Linked DNA regions of Mus musculus: region 1 is linked to region 2. The links are chromatin contacts, found by Hi-C or POLR2A ChIA-PET in ENCODE. All regions are on one chromosome and are shown on one strand. The core of a region is the stretch at or near the end of the contact, and the rest is flanking DNA. Distances in the headings are between cores, read along the strand shown.

Region 1 (3,427 bases), core at 378-2,877, 890 kb before region 2:
TTCGGAAGAGCAGTCGGGTGCTCTTACCCACTGAGCCATCTCACCAGCCCCCAACTGAATTTTTTTCATGTTCAGTTGCATAAGTATGTGATGTCTTCAGCAATATAGTCTTACAGTTAGGTTGTCAAGGATAACCAATAGCATTGTGAGTAGCCTATAATATTTGCTTGTGTGTGGTATTTATTGAACCTGACTTTGGATATTTTAAAGAGACTTAGAGGGTTGGAATTTTTAAAGACTGGGAATTCTAAAGTTGTACTGTATTTAATATTTTAGTATTTATGACATCTTGGGCACAAACAAGAAAGGAATATTAACAATGATGCACTTGGAATGGACTTGTATTAGATAATCTTTGTTGTGAACTTGACACAAATGGAAAGAGGAAATCTCAATTTAAGACTTGCCTTAGTCAGAATAACCTGTGGGCATGTCTGAAAAGAAAAACCTGGGGGAACTTTCTTAGTCACTAATTGTTGTAGGAGAATCCAGTTGGGTATGGGTATACCATCTTTAGGTACATGGGCTTACTCCTCCAAATAAGGTAGGTGAACGTAAGATAGAAATGTAAAGGTCCATGATTCACCGAAGAATGACACCTGGGACTCAAATAGTATGTATACTCAGAGAGTGCTTTATTTTGCAGAAGTCCAGCGTGTTGGAGTCTCCCATTGCCAAAACAGAGAGACAACTAAGTGAGTGTGCATGCTTGCTTTAAAGCACATTGGAATTCTGGGGAAGATGAGTTTTATCTTACTCTATCTCTAGGCATCCTAGAACCATTATCGGGCATGAAGGCTGGAGCCTGGGTTTTTTTCTATTAGTAATTGACTTGCCTGGGCTTGCCTGGACTTTCCCAGTTCTTAGGCCCAGTCTCCTTAACTGTCAATTTGAAGTCTGTCATGGAGTCAGCCTAGCCTTCTCAGAAGCAAGGTGGTAAGCTGCTTTTCTCCATCCCTTTTTGCTTCACGGTTTTGCTTGAGTTTCTTCTGTGGCTTTCTTTACTGATGGACTTTTGGTTCTGGTGTCATCAGAGCAAAACTACAGCCTAAACGTAGCCTGCACTAACACAGCCCAACCTTTTGGAATAGTTTTTTTTTTTTTTCCCCAACACAATTGTGAATTCCCATGTTTTACCTTGATTATTAATAACAGGTTTGGTGTGATGTAACTTTGTTTTTCGAGACAGGGTTTCTCTTTATAGCTCTGGCTGTCCTGGAACTCACTTTGTAGACCAGGCTGGCCTCGAACTCAGAAATCCGCCTGCCTCTGCCTCCCGAGTGCTGGGATTAAAGGCGTGCGCCACCACGCCCGGCTCGTGATGTAACTGTTAGCGTTTGTTTAGACATTATTTCAATATTTAATAAGAGGAGTCATAGGGAAAATTTCCCTTGGACACACTGACACTATTGGAGATCTCAGATCTTTTAAAGACTTTTTAAGCTCATGCTGCCTTAGTCTCCCAACCCAGTTTTATGTGTGTGTTTTGATTAGGACAACCGATGAACCAACAGTTCCAGAGACCATCAGGGGCAAAGCTTGCCAGGAACAGGAACCTGATACAGTCCCCACTATCCCCACTATCGGTCCCTCTATGACGGAGAGCAACGCGCTGCCGGAAGTGACGTTGACGCCCTGCGTGCGGTGGTGCGTCTGGTAGCAGGAGAAGATGGCGGTCTCCACAGGTCGGTTCCTAGCCGGGTCTGCCGCGCTCCCGCTGCTTTCTGTCCGGCGGGCCGCGCGGGACTGCGGGTGCGCAGTGCGGAGGGCCCCGCGAGGGGCAGGGGGTGGGGCGGGCGGTAGGGAGGTCGGGACGCGCGTGTCAGAGCTCGCGGTGACGGGGAGCCTGCGCGCCCACCGCCCGCGGCGGCCCTGCGGGAGGACCGGCAGATCTGGGCGCCGCAGCGGAGCCGAGGGTGGAGTGCGCTGGAGCGGCCCGCGGTGGCGGTGGCATTGCCCATCAACGGGGCTACGGCGGAGAGGCATCCTGGATGGAGCCGGGGATCTAGGCTGGGAGTCCACCAGACAGACACGTGCGGGAGGATAGGACTAACCGGAGGGTGGCTGCTGTCTGGAATAAGAGGGCGACGATTTTACTTAGGTGGCCGAATGCGTGTTCTTCTTCTTCTTCTTCTTCTTTTTTTTTTTCAATTAAGTGAAAAACTACAGTACACTGAGCCAGACGAAAGCTAATTGCAGGACAGTTGGTACCTTAGATAGGTGTTCTACTCTTGTCTACAATGTTCGGTTGCCTTTGAGCAGAAACTTGAAATTTAAATGCCAACAGGGTTTAGAAATTTGGTGACAAAAAAAATTAAAACAGTTTAAAAGTGTTGAGTTTTAGCATTTAAAAATGATGATTCATAAGATTTATTTTTTTTTCTAGTTCTTATTGAATCTAGGTTGTAGAAATGGAAGAGGTTGAGTGCATGTTGTGATTGTTAACATTTCAAGGTAATGCCTTCATATACATTTTTCATATTGTTTAAATCTTACCTTTATGTGTATGAGTGCCATAGACAATAAAATCTTTAGCAGTTCTACCTCTGGAAAATACATCAGTGGTCAGATCAGAGCTGTCCAAGACCAAAGCTCATTTTAAAAGTGATCTTTTAATGTTATAACCCTTAATCTCTTTACTTCTTATTTGAAATATATGTGCTTATTAGTGCCATGTTTTTTAAAGAGTTGTGCTCACTACCTTAAAATTAAACTAATAAAATGGTGTATTGTAATATGAAAAATGTCAATTTGTGATTGCATTTGTTCTTTTTAAAAATATTTATTATATATATATGAGTACACTGTAGCTGTCTTCAGACACACTAGAAGAGGGCATTGGGTTCCATTACAGATGGCTGTGAGCCACCTTGTGATTGCTGGGGATTGAACTCAGGACCTCTGGGAGAGCAACCAGTGTTCTTAGCAGCTGAGCCATCTCTCCAGTCAGCATTTGTTTTTTGGAACATATTTAACACTACTCATATGAAAGAATGTTAAGTATTTTGAAAAGAGCAGTAATTAGATAAAATGAGTGGTCCATACTTTTTATCAAACTTTGGTTTTTGGCAATTGAATGTGTACTCTAAGCGTTGGATTATTTGCCCATGTATTGCATATTAGATATCTGTATCCTGTTTGTTATTTTCACTGGTTTTAGACCAAGGAAATGGGAACTTTGGTATAATTAAAATACATCTTAGAAAATGGAGCTTATTTATTTATTTTTGAGTCAGTGTCCCATGTAGCCAGGCTGACCTTGAACTCTAACTGGAAAAAGTTTGGAGGATAATAATTCAAATTAGATTGAGAATTCCTTCTTAGAAAATTGAGAAACCAAAGAAGTAAAAAGTTACACATAACTTTACAGGAACAGAAGCAAGAGTATAATCCAGCATTCTCTCCATCATGACTAACTTAATTTGGA
Region 2 (3,463 bases), core at 82-2,581:
AATGTGTGGGTTCGAATGTGCATCTTCAGGGCACCCAGGCTCACATATTCCTTGTCACAGTACTTGCAGCTGAACGATTTCCTAGACTGGGCATCACAGTGCAGCTGCTTGTGTTTGGCCAGCCCAGAGAACGTAGAATAGGTCTTATTGCATAAATTGCACTGAAACTTCTCAGCTTCGATGGCATGGGGGTCTGAAAGCTTGGGCTGCAGTCTCTCCTCTTCGTCACTAATGGGACTTTCTGAACCACTGTGATCCTTGGATGAAGTGTCAGAGGAAGGCGGGGGACTTACACGCCCCAAGGATGAGGAGTATCCAGTAAGAGGAGAAAGGCCACTGGGTAAAGGAGAGTGGAGTGGAGCTGCCGACGATGTCCATACAGTAATAGGGCTGTATGCTCCCGAGGTGAGGATCTCTGGTTTTGGTATGACAGGTATAGGGTAACTTTCATAGAGATATGGGGAAATAATAACTGGAAGAAAGAAAAGGAAGGAAAGAAAAAATTAAGGCAAAATATTTTTAAAATATATGTACACAGTCTGAGAGAGACCATAACAACATGCAGGAGACTCCATAGGAGACTCTCTAGTGAAGACAGCCTTACTCACAGGACACACATAAAGTCTTCCCTTCACCTGGGCTTACTGTCCTCGTGCAGGCTGACAGTTGCCCTGACTAACCTTCATTCTGGACTAGCCTTGCTGTCCCAATTTAGAACGAAGAACTAGACACTATATTAAAACTTTTTATAAAGTTGCTTTTCATTTTATGCGTGGGCTGTTCTAGCTGTACCGTGCCTGTGGCGGGTAATGGCATGCACGAATCCAGCTGCTTTCCCAAGTGCTTGGCTTCAGGAGATTGCTGCTCAGGCGAGGGGAAGGGTGCGATCACGTCCGTGCACTCCTTTTGCGTACACACAGGCTCAGAGAACTATACTGCCCGACCGGAAGGAAGCTTTCCTTGTCAGCAAAGATCTCAAAGGTTTTGAATTAAAACTTAACCTAAGTAATCAAGAGACTGCAAGGACAGTTTTGGCACAGCATTAAAAGGAAAGCGGCCCGGTGTGTTCTCTGAGTCAAGCAATAGAACCGCGGTTTACTCGCGCACAGATTTACAGAGGCGATTTTTACCTGTGTGTGTGTCCAGTTCGCTGTAGTTGGGCTTCTTGGAGGCGTTGAAATGTTTCTTGACCAGGAAGGAGCGCGGCATGGTGGCTGCGGGCGGGCGCGGGCGGATAACGGTCCAGGCGGCGGTCCTATAGCATCGCGGTGGCTCAGGTGCGGCGGGGGACAGGCAGGCGCCTCTGAAGTCACCCGGCTCCCTGCCCGACTGAGCTCCTCTGGGCGGGGAGGCGCCTTCTCCGTTGCTTTTTCTAGAAGTAACCAATCACAGCCAAGAGGTTCAGATTTCAGCTCCTCCTTCTGGAACAGCTGTGAATAGAGGAAGACTCTGTTGTCAGACTAAATTTTTCTGGTTCAAAATGGGCTGCTCATGGCATTTCAGTGGAGGCTCAAAATACATTAAATGTTTTCAAGAAAGGAAATCTCGGTTCTTGAGCACTGGGGAAACGTGTTTCCGCTAGGTGACCTACGGCGACTTGGCTTCCAGATGTGGGCAGTGCCTGGCAAGGCGAGGGCGGGAAGGAAGGGCGGCCCTCCGGACTGGGACCGCGCAGCCCCTAGTGGCCAGAGAGTCTATATTTGGAAGTTGCGTCTGGAGGGGGGTTATTGCACACAAGCAGCTGTAGGCTCTGGCTTTTGGGAAAGGAAGGTAAAGGCTCCCCGCAGCTGCCACAGCAGGTCTAGGGCGGCGTGCCAGAAAGTTAACTTGCTGATCGCTGCGTTAGACACTTGAAAGTAAAGCCTTACAGCCTACCCCAGGAACTGGAAGAGTGTAAAGATAAAAGGGAAGGCTGGTGCAGACTCCGACAATAGGCAAACTCTGGAAGAAGTATGGAAAGTTCTGATGAAGACATGTGACAAGACTTCCTCCCTTTGTAGCGCATGGTATTTTAGAGAAAGAAAAAAAAATATGAATCTCTACTGACAATTCTTAGTGTCTGCCGTTACTTAGTGGTGTTTTCTTTAGTCTTCAAAAGCCTCCCCCTTCCTCACGCCACATCCCTGGTTTGCATTAAAAGATGGGGTAAAGGATTCTTTTGCCAAGTTCTTTGACTGGCAGTTTAGGTAGTCCAGTAGCCAGCCGGTCACTTCACTTGCATTTGCACATAGGGGTAGGTGTAAAAATACTCCGAAGTGATTCATTTTAAAAGTGCAGTTTTCACTGTGCCCACAGGCAACTCTGTTTATTTCAATGTTACCCTGACTCTTCCCAACAAAATTGCAGAATCCAATTCCCCCACCTCCCCACCCCAAGACAACTAACTTTTTTTTCGTAACAGGTGCTGGAAGAAAACAGCGGAAACAGAATACCACCAGCGATGTTGAGACTTGCAAGAGAAAAGTGCATTGTCAAGCAGCATAACTTCTTAATCTGGGGATGAGAAAACGGGCGTGTGAGCGGGGGAGGGGGAAACCCGCAGACTTCCTGGGTTAATTTCAATGATTCCTCTTTCTCTTTACAATAGTCACTGATTTCAATGTCAAATACAGAAAGATATTTATATGAATCCTTAAACTAAGGGAACTGAATCTGCAGGTGACAAGAAAACAAGAAAATGTATTAGATTTCTTTCTAAGCTACCATGAGTATGGATCAGAGCTGGAGTCTGAGTTGACCTATTTCTAGTGGGTTTGCTCAGATTTAGACACCTGCTCTATAGGGCAAGAAATCTTGCCCCTTCCACCTAATTTCCAGTAAAACACACCGTTTGTTTTTTATCTAGTATTGAAAGAGGGCACAAAGCCACACATGACAACAGGGAACGCCAGAAGATAACCTGCTAAAGTGAGTTGTTGCAATTTAAAAAATCATTAACGATTCATTGTGCTTTTAAAGAACCAGTGAATTTGAAACAGGGAAACCAGCCCCTTTGTGTCCAAGGACCCAGGGGTTGTGTTAAATTACAGACTGCAGTCAAGTAACCTGTGTGTTCCAGATTGTGCTAGCCAGTATTGAGCTCAACTGATCTGATTCATGCCTTATCTATGTGAGATGTGTCCCACTGGCCGCAGGAGGAAGTCCACCGGCTGATGACATAAATCATGTTAAACAGAAGCTCTGCTTGGGCACAGCAGAGGAAAATTGATATTAAACTGATGTAATGAAAATGCAAGAATGGAAGCTTATCATACCCAAGGCCAGGTGGGAGGACTCTGCTATAACGGTTTCTCCCTGCAGACTTCAATAGATTGGGGTGCTGCTTTTAGTCACAGACTGCAAGATTTTGTTTGTGCAAGGCAGGGATTTGTCCTTAGATACACCAACATTTTAAATACTTCATTCTGTATTCATAGAAAAGGAGGGAAATAGACATAAAGAGAGACTGCGAGACAGACAGACA

The links. A loop is a pair of places that touch in the nucleus more often than their neighbours do. ChIA-PET counts read pairs that join two places held with the same protein, here RNA polymerase II (POLR2A).
Region 1: a loop to region 2 is called in a map of left cerebral cortex, with 3 times the contacts of the local background. The contact joins the promoter of Ube2v2 here to the promoter of Snai2 in region 2. A Hi-C loop is called at or near these places in 2 of 37 maps with a recorded cell type or tissue (T-helper 2 cell and left cerebral cortex). POLR2A ChIA-PET finds 5 or more read pairs at or near these places in 1 of 5 experiments (Patski).

Annotation. Positions count from the first base shown.
Region 1 is chr16:15,592,718-15,596,144 of GRCm38, reverse strand. Ube2v2 (ubiquitin-conjugating enzyme E2 variant 2) reads left to right here and starts at 1,627. Exons shown (of 4, transcript NM_023585.4): 1 at 1,627-1,685. The coding sequence starts at 1,670.
Region 2 is chr16:14,703,720-14,707,182 of GRCm38, reverse strand. Snai2 (snail family zinc finger 2) reads right to left here and starts at 1,331. Exons shown (of 3, transcript NM_011415.3): 1 at 1,131-1,331; 2 at 1-472. The coding sequence starts at 1,209.